Regions from separate parts of the Homo sapiens genome. Here region 2 is linked to region 1. Evidence: chromatin loops called from intact Hi-C (ENCODE). Cell type or tissue: PC-3. All regions are shown on one strand. Each heading gives the region's core, and the rest is flanking DNA. Links, peaks and the distances in the headings are about the cores only. Region 1 has its middle 39 kb from the start of SAT1. Region 2 overlaps APOO (apolipoprotein O).

What was found. A loop is a pair of places that touch in the nucleus more often than their neighbours do. Peaks named below come from ENCODE experiments on the same cell type or tissue, not always from the same donor. Only the 100,000 strongest peaks of a DNase experiment are listed, where the experiment ranks them.
Region 2: it touches region 1 in a loop (3-fold over the local background); 3 of 110 quality-filtered maps call a loop at or near these places.

Annotation. Positions count from the first base shown.
Region 1 is chrX:23,817,656-23,825,921 of GRCh38, forward strand. No RefSeq gene overlaps it. Among named protein-coding and RNA genes, the nearest start is that of SAT1, 39 kb to the left of the region's middle. In PC-3, for the core only: no CTCF peak of the experiment used is centred there; DNase peaks (open chromatin) are centred at 2,956 and 4,916; H3K27ac peaks cover 3,722 bases.
Region 2 is chrX:23,879,361-23,887,674 of GRCh38, forward strand. It overlaps APOO (apolipoprotein O), which reads right to left. Exons shown (of 9, transcript NM_024122.5): 2 at 1,485-1,592. Among named protein-coding and RNA genes, the nearest start is that of APOO, 24 kb to the right of the region's middle. RefSeq lists an enhancer at 3,459-4,225 and a silencer at 8,042-8,219. In PC-3, for the core only: no CTCF peak of the experiment used is centred there; DNase peaks (open chromatin) are centred at 4,701 and 5,531; H3K4me3 peaks cover 600 bases; H3K27ac peaks cover 2,086 bases.

The DNA.
Region 1 (8,266 bases), core at 1-8,000:
GGGCCAGGCAGTCACTTTTCTATCATTTGAGACCAGATTTTTTCTTTTTTTTTGAGACACAATCTTGTTCTGTTGCCCAGGCTGCAGTGCAGTGGCATGATCTCTGCTCACTGCAACCATCTGCCTCCCAGGTTCAAGCGATTCTCCTGCCTCAGCCTCCCGAGTAGCTGGAACTACAGGCGTGCACCAGCATGCCTGGCTAATCTTTTTATAATTTTAGTAGAGATGGGGCTTCACCATGTTGGCCAGGCTGGTCTCCAACTCCTGACCTCAGATGATCCACCTGCCTTGACCTCCCAAAGTGCTGGGATTACAGGCGTGAGCCACTGCACCTGGCCGAGACCAGATTTTTAGTTGCTTTTAGCAGCTGCCTTAGTTACTGGAAAAAGTAAATCCAAACAACTCTAACTCAAATTTATATCCTGTCAATTCATTATCTCCATCATTGGTTTCCTAGAAATAGGTAATGAAATTAAATAAGCCATGAAGAGATAAACAATTGAGCCAGTACCACCTGAACTCTCTAAGTATATTTTGATTATACCTTGAGGATGTTCTCATTTAGAGACTATATGCAACACTATATGGTACAGAAAAGGGTGTTGGGGCAGAGTTCAGATAACAGGGGTGCTGCTCGGGCAACGCAGGACAGTCTTTTTTTCATTATTTTATTATTGTAAAAAACAAAATTTACCATCTTAGCTTTTTTTTTTTTTGAGATGGAGTTTTGCCACCACATCCCGCCCATAATTTGTCTTGTGACTGGCTTAATTTCACTTAGCAACAAGTCCTCCTTTTTCATCCATATTGTAGCATGTGACAAGATTTCCTTCCTTTTTAAGACCAAATAACATTCCACTGTATACACATATCACGTGTTTATCCATTTATCTGTCAATGGACATTTGGGTTGCTTCCACCTCATTGCTAATGTGAACAGTACTGCTATGAACAGGGGTGTGCAAATACGCAGTTTTAAAAAACATCTTTGGCTGGGCGCAGTGACTCATGCCTGTAATCCCAACACTTTGGGAGGCCGAGGCAGGCAGATCATGAGGTCGAGAGATTGAGACCATCCCGGCCAACGTGGTGAAAACCCGTCTCTACTAAAAATACAAAAATTAGCTGGGCATGGTGGCGCACACCTGTAGTCCCAGCTACTCGGGAGGCTGAGGCAGGAGAATCACTTGCACCCAGGAGGCGGAGGTTGCAGTGAGCTGAGATCGCACCACTGCACTCCAGCCTGGCGACAGAGCAAGACTCCGTCTCAAAAAACAACAAAAAACCATCTTTATTGAGATATAATTCACATATCATAATTCACCCATTTAAAGTGTACAATTCAATAATTTTCAACAGAATTGTGCAACCTCACTCCAAAAAGAAACACCATTAGAAGTCACTTCCCACCCCTCCATGCCAGTTTATGTGTCAACTTGACTACAGTCCCCAGGTGATCAAATACTAATCTAGGAGCTTTGGTGAAGGTTATCCTGTAGATGTGATAAAAATCCATAATGAGGCTGGGCGTTGTGGCTCACACCTGTATTCCCAGCACTTTGGGAGGCCGAGGCAGGTGGATCACTTGAGGTCAGGAGTTCAAGACCAGCCTGGCCAACATGGTGAAACCCCGTGTCTCCTAAAATACAAAAATTAGCCGGGCGTCGTGGCACATGCCTGTAATCCCAGCTACTCGGGAGGCTGAGGCAGGAGAATCGCTTGAACCTGGGAGGCGGAGGGTGCAGTGAGCCGAGATTGGGCCACTGCACCCCAGCCTGGGTGGCAGAGGGAGACTCCATCTCAAAAAAATAATTTAAAAAATACAAAAATTAGCCGGGTGTGGTGGCACGCACCTGTAGTTCCAGCTATAGGTGAGGTTACGTCTCAAAAAAAAAAAAAAAAGTCCATAATCAGTTGACTTCTATATAAGTGGGCCTGATTCAATCAGGTGAAAGACCTTACGAGCTGAACTGAGGTTTGCCTGAAGAAGAAATTCCATCTATGGACCACAGCTTCCACTCATGCCTGAAAACTCCAGCTGCCCTTTCTGCTTACCAGCCCTATGGATTTCAGACTAGCCTGGCCAGCCCCCACAGTCGGCTAAGCCAACTCCTTGCAATAAACCTCTCAAAATACATCTCCTACGTGTTCTGTTTCTCTAGTTGAACCCTGATTGATATGCTCCGCCCTCCCCCAATCATTGGAGTCTTAAGCAACTATGAATCTACTTTCTGTTTCTTTGTACTTGTCTATTCCAGACATTCCAGATAAATGGAATCATACACTATGTGCTCTTTTGTGATGGGCTTCTTTCACTTTAGCATAATGTTTTCAAGTGTCATTGACGTGGCATGGATCAGTACTTTTTTCTGAGACAGGGTTTTGCTCTGTCACCCAAGCTGGAGTGCAGTGGTGCAATCATAGCTCACTGTAACCTTGAACTCCTGGGTTCAAGTGCTCCTACTGTTTCAGCCTCCTGACTGGCTAGGACTACAGGCATGTGCCACCACACCCAGCTAATTGTAATTTTGTAGAGGTGAGGTCTCACTATGTTGCCCAGGCTAGTTTTGAACTCCTGGCCTCAAGTGATCCTCCTGTCTTAACTCCCAAAGTGTTGGGTACAGGCGTGAGACACCACACTTGACCAGTACTTCGTTCTTTTTTACGGCTGAATAATATTCCATTGTATGGAAATACATTTTGTTTATACATTTATCAGTTGATGGACATTTGATTGTTTCTGTTGTGACTATGATAAATAATGCTGCTATGGCTATCTATGTACAAGCTTTTGTGTGGACATGTGTTTTCATTTTTCTTGGGTATATACTGCAGTAGAGAAGAAATGCTGGGTCACATGTTTAGCATTTTGTGGAACTGCCAAACTGTTTTCTCCACATCCTTGTCAACACCTGTTCTTATCTTTTTTATCCTAGTGGGTATGAAATGACACCTTGTGGTTTTCATGCGCATTTTTCTGATGACTAATGATGCTGAACAGCTTTTCATGGGTTTATTGGCCATTTGTATATCTTCTTTTTAAAAATGTCTGTCAGGCTGGGCACGGTGGCTCATGTCTGTAATCCCAGCACTTTGGGAGGCCGAGGTGGGCAGACTGCCTGAGCTCAGGAGTTCGCAACCAGCCTGGGCAACACGGTGAAACCCCACCTCTGCTGAAATACAAAAAATTAGCCAGGCATGGCGGTGTGCGCTAGTAGTCCCAGCTACTCAAGAGGCTGAGGCAGAACTGCTTAAACCCAGGAGGCAGAGGTTGCAGTGAGCTGAGATCGTGCTACTGCACTCCAGCCTGGGTGACAGAGCAAGACTCCATCTCAAAAAAAAAAAAAAAGAGTCTGTTCAAATCCTTTGTTTTATTTTTTGAGAGGGAGTCTCACTCTGTCGCCCAGGCTGGAGTACAGTGGCGTAATCTCGACTCACTGCAACCTCCGCCTCCTGGGTTCAAGTGATTCTCCTGCCTCAGCCTCCCGAGTAGCTGAGAGTACAGGCGTATGCCACCACACCCGGCTAATTTTTTTTTTGAGACAGTGTTTCGCTCTGTTGCCCAGGCTGGAGTGCAGTGGCACGATCTCAGCTCACTGCAACCTTCACCTCCCAGGGATTCTACTGCCTCAGTCTCCCCAATAACTGGGATTACAGGCGTGTGCCACCACGTTTGGCTAATTTTTGCATTTTTTGTAGAACAGGGTTTCACCATGTTGGTCAGGCTGGTCTTGAACTCCTGACCTCAAATGATCCACCCGCCTTGGCCTCCCAAAGTGCTGGGATTACAGGCGTGAACCACCACGCCTGGCCAATTTTTGTATTTTTAGTAGAGACGGGGTTTCACCATGTTGGCCAGGCTGGTCTTGAACTCCTGACCTCAGATGATCCACCCGCCTTGGCCTCCCAAAGTGCTGGGATTACAGGCTTGTGCCACCGCGCCTGGCCCTCTGCTCAGTTTTAATTGGGTTGTTTTCTTATTGTTGAGTTGTAAAAGTTCTTTAAATATTCTGTATATGCGAGCCTCTTATCAGATCTATGTACAAATATTTTCCTGTACTCCATGGGTTTTTTTCTTTATTACTTTTTTAATAGAAATGAGGTCTTGCTATGTTTCCCAGGTGGGTCTCGAACTCCTGGGCTCAAGCAATCCTCCCACCTCGGCCTCCCAAAGTGCTGGGATTACAGGTGTGAGCCACTGCATTCAGCTTGTTTTTTTAAAGAAAGGGTTTTATTGTCACCCAGGCTCATGGCCCACTGCAGCCTCAACCTCCTGGGCTCAAGCAATCCTCCATCAGCCTCCTGAGTAGCTGAGACTACAGGTGTGTGCTACCACGCCTGGCTAATTTTGATATTTTTTTGGTAGAGACAGGGTCTTGCTAAGCTGCCCAGGGTGGTTTCAAACTCCTGGGCTCAAGTGATCCACCTGCCTTGGCCTCCCTAAGTGCTGGGATTACAGGCATGAGCTACCACACCCAACTGCCTTTTTATTTTCTTGATGGTATAATTTATAGCACAAAAGTTTCTACATTCTGAGGTAGTCCAATTTATCTGTTTTGTCACCCGTGCTTTTGGTGTTGTATCTAAAAAACCACTGCCTAACCCAAGATCACGATTTACTCCTTTTCCAAGATTTATTCCTATGCTGTCTTCTGAAAGTCTAACAGATTTAGTTACGACATTTAGGTGTATGATTCCACACAGACTTCTAAAAGTCTCACCTATTTGGTAGTGCTTTCCCAGGGAAATATTTATGGCACCACTAAGAAACAAACAATTAAACTATTGTGTTTAAAACAAAATGTGCAATGTGTGCTCTTTAGCATTCTGATCTAGGCTGAGAACAATATTTGAAATGAGCCAGTGCTCTCTCTGTAGGACAAATAAATGCTTTCATAAAGACGTCACTTTTGAATGGAGTGCAGTTTATGACCTATTTACTTATGAACCAGCCCAAACCGCTTGCCTCCATAGCGTGAGGGAAGGAAGAAAGACTCTACTGTGAGAATCAGGAAAAAAACCCAATCACTAATTTGGTCTAAACAAGGGAGCTTAGAGTTTTCTGTGGCTTTCAAAAACTACTTTCTCTTTGCTTGAAGAAGATGAATAAAAACAGTTTTTTTAATGTCTTGTGACCTGGAAATATTTAATGTAAATATAATGGTCCTTTTATTTATGTTCTTCTAAAGCTGATGGCAAGATGGCATGACATAAAACAAACACCATCTTAACATGCTGTTTTCGGTGGTGGGTCCTCAAGATTTGCTTAAAATGACTCAAAGGACTCAACATACATGTTCTCATGCCTTAGGTTTATCCTAACAAAGGATTCATGACAGGACCAGCAAAGGAAAAAGACACAGCAGAGTCTGGAGAAATCCACACACAGGCTTCCCATGCTTTCTCCCTCCCAACCCGGGAGGGCACACGTTGAGCATGCTCCCTTCTCCAGCAGCAAAACTGAAGCCACACGTGTGCAATGCTTCTGCCCAGAGAAGCCTATCAGAGATTCACCGCCAAAGCCTTTTTTTGTTTTGTTTTGAGACAGAATCTCGCTCTGTCACCCAGGCTGAAGTGCAGTGGCATGATCACGGCTCACTACAGCCTCAAACTCCTGGGCTCAAGTGATTCTCCTGCCTTGGCCTCCTGAGTAGCTGAGACTGCAGGCGCGTGCCACCACACCTGGCTAATTTTTGTGTTTTTAGTAGAGATGGGGTTTCACCATGTTGGTCAGGCTGGTCTCAAACTCCTGGCCTCAAGTGATCCACCTGCCTCGGAAAGTGCTGGGACTACAGGCATGAGCTACCTTGCCCAGCCGGCACCAAAGGGTTTTATTGGAGTCTGGTCATGTAGGCATCTTCTGCCTAGCAATGACCAAAATTCACCAGATTCACAGAAGGAAGCCAGGCATTTGCCATAACTCACAACGTTTGCACAGTCTCTGTGACCTGATACAACAGAGCTTGGTGCCCTAGACTTAATGAGCATAGGGAACTTTCGGGAAGCCCAGTTTCCGAAAGGCCAACCCTGCAAGCAGGTCTTTTTGAAGTCAGCAGACTCAGGCTTGCTATGGTAACTCTCTCCTGTGTAGAGGTCACGTCATTCATGCAAGCTTGAATTTTATGTTTACTTAAGGAAACACTCACCTTAATGTTTATTAATATTCTGAATTTGTAATTATTTCAGTGAGCTGAAGTTTATTCCTATCTATGAATTTTAAAAAGTAAGTATATTACTATAGTAAATACTGTCTAATGGCATGTTTAAGCTGCTAAGGAGCTAATTAAAGGACAGTGGCATAACTTATGAAAATGACATTATTAATTTTTTTTTGAGATGGAGTTTCACTCTTGTTGCCCGGGCTGGAGTGCAATGGCGCAATCTCAACTCACTGCAACCTCCACCTCCTGGGTTCAAGCAATTCTCCTGCCTCAGACTCCCAAGTAGCTGGGATTACAAGCATGTGCCACCACACCCGGCTAATTTTGTATTTTTAGTAGAGATGGGGTTTCACCATGTTGGTCAGGCTGGTCTCAAACTCCTGACCTCAGGTGACCCACCTGTCTCAGCCTCCCAAAATGCTGGGATTACAGGTGTGAACCACTGCGCCTGGCCAATGAAAATGATATTATTAATTCTACATTAAACATATCTATTAAAGCAGGACATGCAGGATCTCGACTGGCACTACTCTTAGCCAGATGTTCAAATTCCTATTCATGGCCAGGCATAGGGGCTCACGCCTATAATCCCAGCACTTTGGGAGGCTGAGACGGGCAGATCAACTGAGTTTGGGATTTCGAGACCAGCCTGGCCAACTTAGTGAAACCCTGTCTCTACTAAAAATACAAAAAATTAGCTGGGTGATGGTGCATGCCTGTAATCCCAGCTACTTGGGAGGCTGAGGCAGGAGAATTGCTTGAACCTGGGAGGCGGAGGTTGCAGTGAGCTGAGATTGCACCACTGCACTCCAGCCTAGGCAATAGGGCAAGACTCCATCCCAAAAAAAAAAAAAAAAAAAAAAAAAAAAAATTCCTGTTTACATGTGAAAGTAATAAGACATTAACTATTTTCCATATACAATAGCATTAATGAGCTAGAGGGATACATCAAGGGCTGCTCAAAAGCCCAATTCTGGGCTAATACTTGCTAGACTTGCTAGGGACAGAAGGTGTTCCAAGCGAAAAACAGTGATCACACAAAGAGAGCATGAGCTAAGTCCTAACAGTAAAACCATACATCTGAAGCCTGTATTCCCTGTTTTACCAGGCTTGTTTCCTCTGATTACTTTTCTTCCTTACCTAAAAGAGTTAGTGTACACAAAAATTTTAAACTACTGCCTAGGTACACTCATATTTTACTTTTTTTTTTTTTTTTTTTTTGAGACAGGGTCTTGCTCTGTCACCCAGGCTGGAATGCAGTGGCACAATCTTGGCTCACTGAAGCCTCAACTTCCCAGGCTGAAGTGATCCTTCCATCTCAGACTCCCAAGTAGCTGAGACTACAGGCGTGCACCACTACACCTAGTTAATTTTTTTTTTTTTGAGATGGAGTCTCACTGTGTTGCCCAGGCTGGAGTGCAGTGGTGCGATCTCAGCTCACCACAACCTCCGCCTCCCAGGTTCAAGCGATTCTTCTGCCTCAGCCTCCTGAGTGGCTTGGATCACAGGTGCGTGCCACCATGCCCGGCTAATTTTTGTATTTTTAGTAGAGACAGGGTTTCACCATGTTGGCCAGGCTGGTCTCGAACTCCTGACTTCAAGTGATTGGCCCACCTCGGCCTCCCAAAGTGCTGGGATTACAGGCATGAGCCACTGCGCCTGGACAATTGACTAATTTTGAAATTTGTTTTGTAGAGTTGGGGGTCTCACTATGTTGCCCAGGCTGGTCTCAAACTCCTAGGCTCAAGTGATCCTCCTGTCTTGGCCTCCCAAAGTATTAAGATTACAGGTATGAGCCACCTCTCCTGGCAACATTCATATTTTAGACAAACATCCTTGGGTGCTTCTTTGCACAAGACCAAAATACAAAATCAGTATCTACCACAGATTGTACATTATGATAATGCTGCCTGTAACTACTCTGATTGTTTCATGTACTTACTTTGTCTTTGAATCTGAATTGTAAAAGGTATTTCTCTACCTGCCCACCATAACAAAGTATCTACACCAGGCATTCAGTGAGTGCTTAATAAATCTAAGGGGGAGAAGCCATAGAGATTGAAGGCCTTTAGAGAGTTCCTCTTTTTTAGATTTGGAAGTTAGAA
Region 2 (8,314 bases), core at 315-8,314, 62 kb after region 1:
GGGAGGTGGAGGTAGCAGTAAGCCAAGATTGTGCCAGTGCACTCAAGCCTAGGCAAGAGTGAGACTCCATCTCAAAAATAATAATAATAATACTTCATGAATTCCAGTGACTCTAAGGGTTACAAGCAACCTGAACTTTATCTCAAACTATCTCTGCACCTTATTTCCATAATCAACGAGGCCAAGGCCAAAAGGGCAGGGCTATGAGGTGTCCTACTTTCTCCCCACCCACTGACTACAAACAAAGCAGCTCCTCTTTATCCATTTTATATACTGGTATTTGGTATTCCACCTTAGATTGAGCTTGGAAAAAAGATTTTATTACTCTAAAGGGTGGGTGAAGGGGTTAAAAAAGCTTGAGAGTAACCAAAGGGCATGTCATTCAGTTCAAATGATTGGTCTGATGTTAATCAAAGCAGGACAGCAGGTTTATTCTCCACCCAGAGAACTTCTTACAGCCACTGCTGGCTGCCTTCTTTACCCTCAAAAATGCCACTGTGCCAAGGCCTGAGAAGCGAGTAAAGGGCAAAAGATAAGCTAATTAGCTTTATGTAAACACCAATCTAGTAACCCTACCCAGGACTGAAGGTAGATCCTTACCTCACTTTATTCAAAGGCAACAGAAACTGAATATCCAAAATAATTAGTGGGAAGTACAGACCAAAAAGGAATGTAAACAGTAGAGAGAAGATTTCTTGTTTTTTTTTTTTTTAAATTTAGTATTTATTAAGTACATACTTATGAGCGGCTCCTCTAGCCAAGAAACAGAAAGGATCCAGATCTCTAATTTCTTAGAGAGGAAAAAATGTGAATATATTCTTGGCTCGATAAGAATCAAGATAAGCCAAGAATCAGGCAGACCACTTAGAAAAGTGAGTTGTGCTTATAACCTGTTGGGACACAGTGGATTCCCCAGTAAACATTTATAAAGTATTCCTTAATTGTGCCCTTACCTAAGTATCATTAAAGTTTATCTGTTGAAAAAGCCATAGTTTAATATTTCCCACAAATTAAACAAACTATAAGGAAATATATTTTCTCTGTTTAAATGTCTTCTGGCTGGGCGTGGTGGCTCACGCTTGTAATCCCAGCACTTTGGGAGGCCGAGGCAGGTGGATCACCTGAGGTCGGGAGTTCGAGACTAGCCTGGCCAACATGGTGAAACCTTGTCTCTACTAAAAATACAAAATTAGCCAGGCGTGGTGGCACATGCCTATAATCCCAGCTACTTGGGAGGCTGAGGCAGGAGAATGGCTTGAACCAGGAGGAGGAGGTTGCAATGAGCCGAGATCGCACCATTGCACTCCAGCCTGGGCAACAAGAGCGAAACTCCGTCTCAAAATAAATAAATAAATAAATAAATAAATAAATAAATAAATGTATTTTAAACAGTCACATCTTCCTGATATACAATTTGTAAAAAATTATCCTACAGTAACTAAATCAGACACTCAAAATATATCGCAACATGAACAACATGTTACCTCATCAACCTTCACGGAATTTTTGGGAGGTGAGTCCTTTTTTGGTGCTGCATAGACTTTGAAGGTGAGCAAGCTCAGGCTGGCTGGCCCCACGGACCTCTGAATTACCTGAAATGCAGAAGCAATCTTAAACCTCTCTATGTTACAGACCGAATGTGCAGAACATGAGCATATTCATAACCTCAGCCACTCCCCACCCTGAAAGGCTTACTGTGCTTTATTTTATTTTTATTTATTTTTATGTTTTCAAGATGGAGTCTTGCTCTGTTACCCAGGCTGCGGTGTAGTGGCGTGATCTCAGCTCACTGCAACCTCCAACGCCCAGGTTCAAGCGATTCTTCTACCTCAGCCTCCCAAGTAGCTGGGATTACAGGCGTCTGCCACCACACCCGGCTAATTTTTGTATTTTTAGTAGAGATGGGGATTTGCCATGTTGGCCAGGCTGGTCTCGAACTCCCGACTTCAGGTAATTCGCCCGCCTCGGCCTCCCAAAGTGCTGAGATTACAGGTGTGAGCCAGTGCACCTGGCCTACAAAATATATTTTTTTAAAAAATCAGCCAGGCATGGTGGTGTGTGCCTGTAGTCCCAGCTACTCAGGAGACTGAGGTGGGAGAACTCTTGAGTTTGAGGCTTCAGTGAGCCATGATCATGCCACTACACTCCAGCCTGGGCAATAGAGTGAGACTCTGTTTCACACACACAAAATAATCGCTCCACTAAAAAAAAAAAAAAAAAAAAAAAAAAAAAAAGATGGGCTGAGAGGAGGAGAGTTATGGTTTATTAATTTAATTGTGAATATAAAAAATGTGCTGGACGCAGTGGCTCACGCCTGTAATCCCAGCACTTTGGAAGGCAGAGGCGGGTGGGTGGATCACCAGGTCAGGCATTCGAGACCAGCCTGGCCAACATAGTGAAATCCCGTCTCTACTAAAATTACAAAAAAAAAAAAAAAATTAGCTGGGCGTGGTGGCGGGCACCTGTAATCCCAGCTACACAGAAGGCTGAAGCAGGAGAATCACCTGCACCTGGGAGGTGGAGGTTGCAGTGAACCAAGATTGTGCCACCGCACTCCAGCCTGGGTGACAGTGCGAGACTCCACCTCAAAAAAAAAAAAAAAAAAAAAAAAAAAAATTCAGACCCCTCCTGCGAAGGCCGTGGCAGTTTTCTAGGAGGGACGTTGATCTCCTTAGGTTGTATCCTGGTGCTGCTGGTTCTGCCTAATAATTGTGATGGGCACAAACCACATGAACTAATGTCAGCACTAGCTGGCTAATCTGTATCGTGGAAGCAAAAGAAATCTGTAGCAAAACTGCATTGAAATTAAGACCTCAAGATGCACACTTAATACTTCAAGATGTATCAATTGTTTTTAAACCAGTTAAAGTAACAACCACCCTTTTTTTTCTTAATGGCTTTCAGCTCTTTATTTGCTTCTGAAATATGGGAATTTGCAGCCATACGTTTCAACAGATATTTTTGTTATATTTTAGCTGGCATTACGTTTTGTATTACAGAATAGCCTCATCTTTCACATTACAGGCACTGCAAATCTCAGTAATATGATTTCCAAGATGCTAAATCATGCCTAAATAGTTAGAGAGAAATCAATCACTCATTTATTTTCCACCTCTCCTCCATCCATTTCCTTTTGTCTCATTTGAGCAGGAAATAAACAATTATTGAGCATGCCTTGTGTGTTAGGCACAGCCATAGAAATAGGAATATGGAGTAAGACATATCCTCACCCTGAAAGGGCTTCCATTCTGGTAGGAAGAACTTGATAGATGTAAATAAATGGACAAACTTTTTTTTTTTTTTTTACACAGGGTCTCACACTGTTGCCTAGGTTGGAGTGCAGCAGCAGGATTTCTGCTGCACTGCAACCTTCCCATCCCAGGTTCAAGCACTCCTCCTGTCTTGTCTCCCAAATAGCTGGGACTACAGGCATGCACCACCATGTCCAGCTCATTTTTGTAATTTTTGTAGAGACAGGGTTTTGCCATGTTGCCCAGGCTGGTCTCAAACTCCTGGATTCAAACGATCCACCCACCGCGGCCTCCCAAAGTGCTGGGATTATAGGTGTGAACCACTGCACTTGGCCTGGGACAGATTAAAAAATAAAATAAGGGAGGCTGAGGCACAAGAATCGCTTGAACCCAGGAGGTGGAGATTGCAGTGAGCCAAGATACTGCCACTGCACTCCAGCCTGGGCAACAGAGCGAGACCCTGTCTCAAAAAGTAAATAAATAAAAGAAAAGTGATACGGGAGGGGCAGGCAGGGAAATGCTGGGTAGAGAAGGGCGTGGTCCCTGGCTAGGGCTCCACCCCTGGGCCTGTGCCCACCAACCTAGGTGAGGACAGGCATTTCTGTTTTTGTGCCCAAATATCGTATTTCCCAAGACCACCCTGGCCCACCACACTCCCATCTTGTGCCTATAAAAACCCCGAGACCCTAGCGGGCAGGCACACAAGCGGCTGGACGTCAAGAGAAGCAGAGGCAAGGAACAACATACCAGCAGAAGAACACAGTGACAGACTCCGGCAGGCCACCAACAGCAGAACGGCAGGACAACGCGGAGTTTGGCTGAGGGCGGTCAGAGGAGAGCCTGGCTGCTAAGCGGCCTGACTCCAGGGGAAAACCACCTTCCCACTCCATACCCCTTCTGGCTCCGTTTCCATCTGCTGAGTGCTACTTCCACCATTCAATAAAACCTTGCACTCATCCTCCAAGCCCACGTGTGATCCGGTTTTTCTGGTATACTCAGGCAAGAACCCTAGGATACAGAAAGCCCTCTGTCCTTGCAATAAGGCAGAGGGTCTAACTGAGCTGATGAACACAAGCTGCCTACTGACAGCAAAACTAAAAGAGCACACGTAACACACGCCCACTGGGGCTGCAGAAGCTGTAAACATCCACCCCTAGACGCTGCCATGGGGTTGGAGCCCACACTCCCCACGACCTGCCCATCTGCCTGCTTTCCCTAGGGGTTTTGAGCAGTGGGGCACCTAAGAAGTGGGCCACACTCCCATCACATGCCCTGTAAGAGGGACAAGGGAAATTCCCCTTGTTTCAAAAGCATGAATTCTCCCGGCTCTTAGGCAGTTCTACAGAAAGACAAAACAAGTATAGGACATTATAGACAGAGGAATCAGCATGTGTGAAGCCACGAAGCTGGGAAACAGCATGGGAGAAGTGTAGGGAGTTCGAGTTTTGTGGGAGGGAGCAGAGTGACAGAGAGATGAGTCAGAGAAGTTGGTTGTAGCCAGATCATAATGGGACTCGTGTGGCTCACATAAAAGTCCTAGGTAATAAATACCAAAAGATCTCAAATAAGGATGGAATATAGAATCGAGTTTGCCATTTAGAAAGACGATTATTTCTCAGTGTGGCGCTTTAAGTCATTAAAGGGCCAGCTGACCAGTTATGGTGCTGCTAAAACAATGAAGGAAAGAAATAAGGGCCCAAGGAAAGATTGCACAGGAGAGGAGAAAGAGGAGAAAGTAGAATTGAGATAGTTTAATAGGCAAAATTAGCAGGACTTAGTGACCAAAGGGAAAGGAAGAGTGACGATGACCTTGGTTTAATTTTTATTTTCATTTATTTTAATTTTTAAACTGACAAGAATCGTGTATATTTATTGTGTACAACATGCTGTTTTGAAATATGTGTACATTGTGGAATGGCTAAATTGAGCTAATTAACATATGCACTACCTCACAAATTAATTTTTGTGGAATCTAAAAAGGTTGAACTAATGGAAGTAGAGAGCACAATGGTGGCTACCAGGGCAAGGGCTGGGGGGAGTTGGGGAGATATTGGTCAAAAGTACAAAGTTTCAGTTAGGAGGAGTAGTTCAAGAGATCTGTTGTACAACATAATGACTAGAGTTAACAACAATGTATTGGATTTTCGAAAATCAGGAAAAGAGTAGATTTTAAGTGACCTTGGGGTTTCCGATGGGTTTTTCTAGTTGGGTGGTGACACAGCATTCCTGAGAGAGGAAGTAGAAAAAGAGGGGCAAGTCTGAGGGAAAAATGATGAGTTGGTTTTGGACATGTTCCAGAGACCGACAGACAGCTAGAGGTCTAGTCATCTATCTATGTATCTTTTATTTTACTTGAAAAGCTAAAGTAGGCAAACTTAGAAACTGTTGTCTTTTGGAAATTAAGAAAAAGTTGACCTGAAATTTTAAGTCCATAAGAACATGTTTTTTGGGTCTGGACTTCCTCAGCACTTCAGGGGTGTATTTATTTCTCATAAAGCACAGTAAGGCCGGGTGCGGTGGCTCACGTCTGTAATCCCAGCACTTTGGGAGGCCGAGGTGGGTGGATCACCTGAGGTCGGGAGTTCGACACCAGCCTGGCCAACATGATGAAATCCAGTCTCTACAAAAAACACAAAAATTAGCCAGGCGTGGTGGCAGACGCCTGTAATCCCAGCTACTCGGGAGGCTGAGGCAGGAGAATTGCTTGAAACTGGGAGGCAGGGGTTGCAGTGAGCCGAGATCGTGCCACTGCACTCCAGCCTCGGCAAATATATATATTATATATATATATAAATATATAACTATATCTATACATAACTATATATATATAGCAGAGACAGGGTCTCATCATGTTACTCAAGCTGGTCTCGAACTCCTGAGCTCAAGCAATCCTCCCGCCTTGGCCTCCCAAAGTGCTGGGATTACAGGTGTGAGCCAACACACTCAGCCTATCTTTGATTTTAAATCTCAACTCATTTCCTTTAACATTTTATTGGATTCTTAATTATTAATTTCTACTTTACCTTCCCCTCTTATCTTACTTGTTTTTCTAGTTTTAATATTATTCTAGGCCTGCCTCCCTTTACTGCCTAAACTGTTTTCTTCTTCTTCCTCTTCTCCTATTAGTTTTCCTCCCTAAGCCTACCCTGATACCCATTCCACAGCAAGAACTGTGGCCACAAGGGTGGTAGCACCAAAGAAAGCTGGCTCCTGCAGCGGCCTTTTCAGCTTCCAGCAGGCTCTCAACAGACAAGCAAACAAAACAAAGAAAAAGCAAACCTCACCCCAGGAGACCTGGGAGACCTACAAATGAACACTCCCCAGGACCATAATTCTTAGTTTGCAGAGAACACATGATTTACTCGAGGATTTCTCAAACTCAGCACTACTGACATTTGGGTTGGGTCCTTCTTTGTGGGGCTGTCCTGTGCACTGCAGGAAGTTTGGCAGCATCCCTAGCCTCTACCCACTAGATGCCAGTAGCACCTCCTCCCAGTCACGACAGTCAAAAACATCTCCAGACACTGCCAAATGTCTCCTGGGGAGCAACTCTCCCACTGAGAACCTCTGATTTACTTGAGTAAGTATTACTTTCTGACATCTCTCACCATCTAGACTTGAAGAAAATCTGTATGTTTTAAAACCCATGGCCTCAAACATAGTGAGAAACCAGAACAATCACTACTAGGCCGGGGAGGTGGGAGTTGGAAGGAAGTGGACTTACTGAGAAGTGGCACAAGTGAACTTTCTGGGGTGAAACAATCTTGATTGGGGTATGGGTTATTCAAGGTATATACATTTGTCAAAGCTCAAATTGTACAACTAAGACTGTACAACTTAAAAATCTATGTATTTCACTCTATGTAAATTAGACTTTTTAAAAAATCCATCAGCTCTAGCACACCTAATCCATGCCAAGCTCATTCCTAAGGAGCCAGCCACACACCTGACCATGGTAAGGAACTGGTATAGATCTGTGTGATGGAAACCCATGGGAGGAGCCTTGGTAAAAGGTCCCCAGGTAGACATGGCTGAAGCTGATGCACTCAACATCTTGGCTGATTCATCTTCCTTTTTAGCTTCAAAGGGGGCTCCTCCTGGTGCGAGATGACCCCACCCTGCCTCAGCATGCTCACCACCTTTCCCTCTTAACAGTAAAAAGGAAGCTGGCCAGACCAGATGTCATCACAAATGGCCATCTTCGACACTGTGTGCCTGCCAGGTGGTTATCATAATTTGTTAGGGCTCATATTGAGTATTCAGGCCAACCTATTCAAAATCAGGATTTAAGAAGGGAAAGGCTAAGATGGGTAGAATCACCCCAGGACAGTGTAAGGGCACAAAGAGGAGATGAACCTTCTTCAATCTTTTGTCTCCCCAAGGAAGAACAATCCAGTTCTTTGAAGAAACACAATCAACTTTCAGGGTCTGGGACATAATAAAAAAAAATCTCTAGCCTTATCAACTTTCCTCCTGTTCGCACTCTGGATGGGTTGCTTTGTGAGACATGAACACAAAGGTATTCTCTCTCCATGAGGAGTCCTGACCCATTATGATATAATCGGACTGAATATACCTCCCAAGAAGTGAAATCTCCCCCATACTTTTTCTTTTTCCCTTTTTTTTTTTTTTTTTTTTTTTGCGACAGAGTCTCCCTCTGTCGCCAGGCTGGAGTGCAGTGGCATGATCTTGGCTCACTGCAACCTCCGCCTCCTGGGTTCAAGCCATTCTCCTGCCTCAGCCTCCCAAGTAGCTGGGACTACAGGTGTGCGCCACCACATGCGGCTAATTTTTGTATTTTTAGCAGAGACGGGGTTTCACCATGTTGGCCAGGATGGTCTTGATCTCTTCACCTTGTGATCCGTCCGCCTCGGCCTCCTAAAGTGCTGGGATTACAGGCATGAGCCACTGTGCCCGGCCTCCCCCAAACTTTTTCTGATGCAGGGCTGTAATCTCTAGACTGCATGTACCCACGCCCTGAGCACTCCCTTTCCCAAGTGATAGTCCTTGAGAAGCCTTGTTGCCAGGTACACTCCCTGGTCAGGGCAGATGAGTTGGCTCAG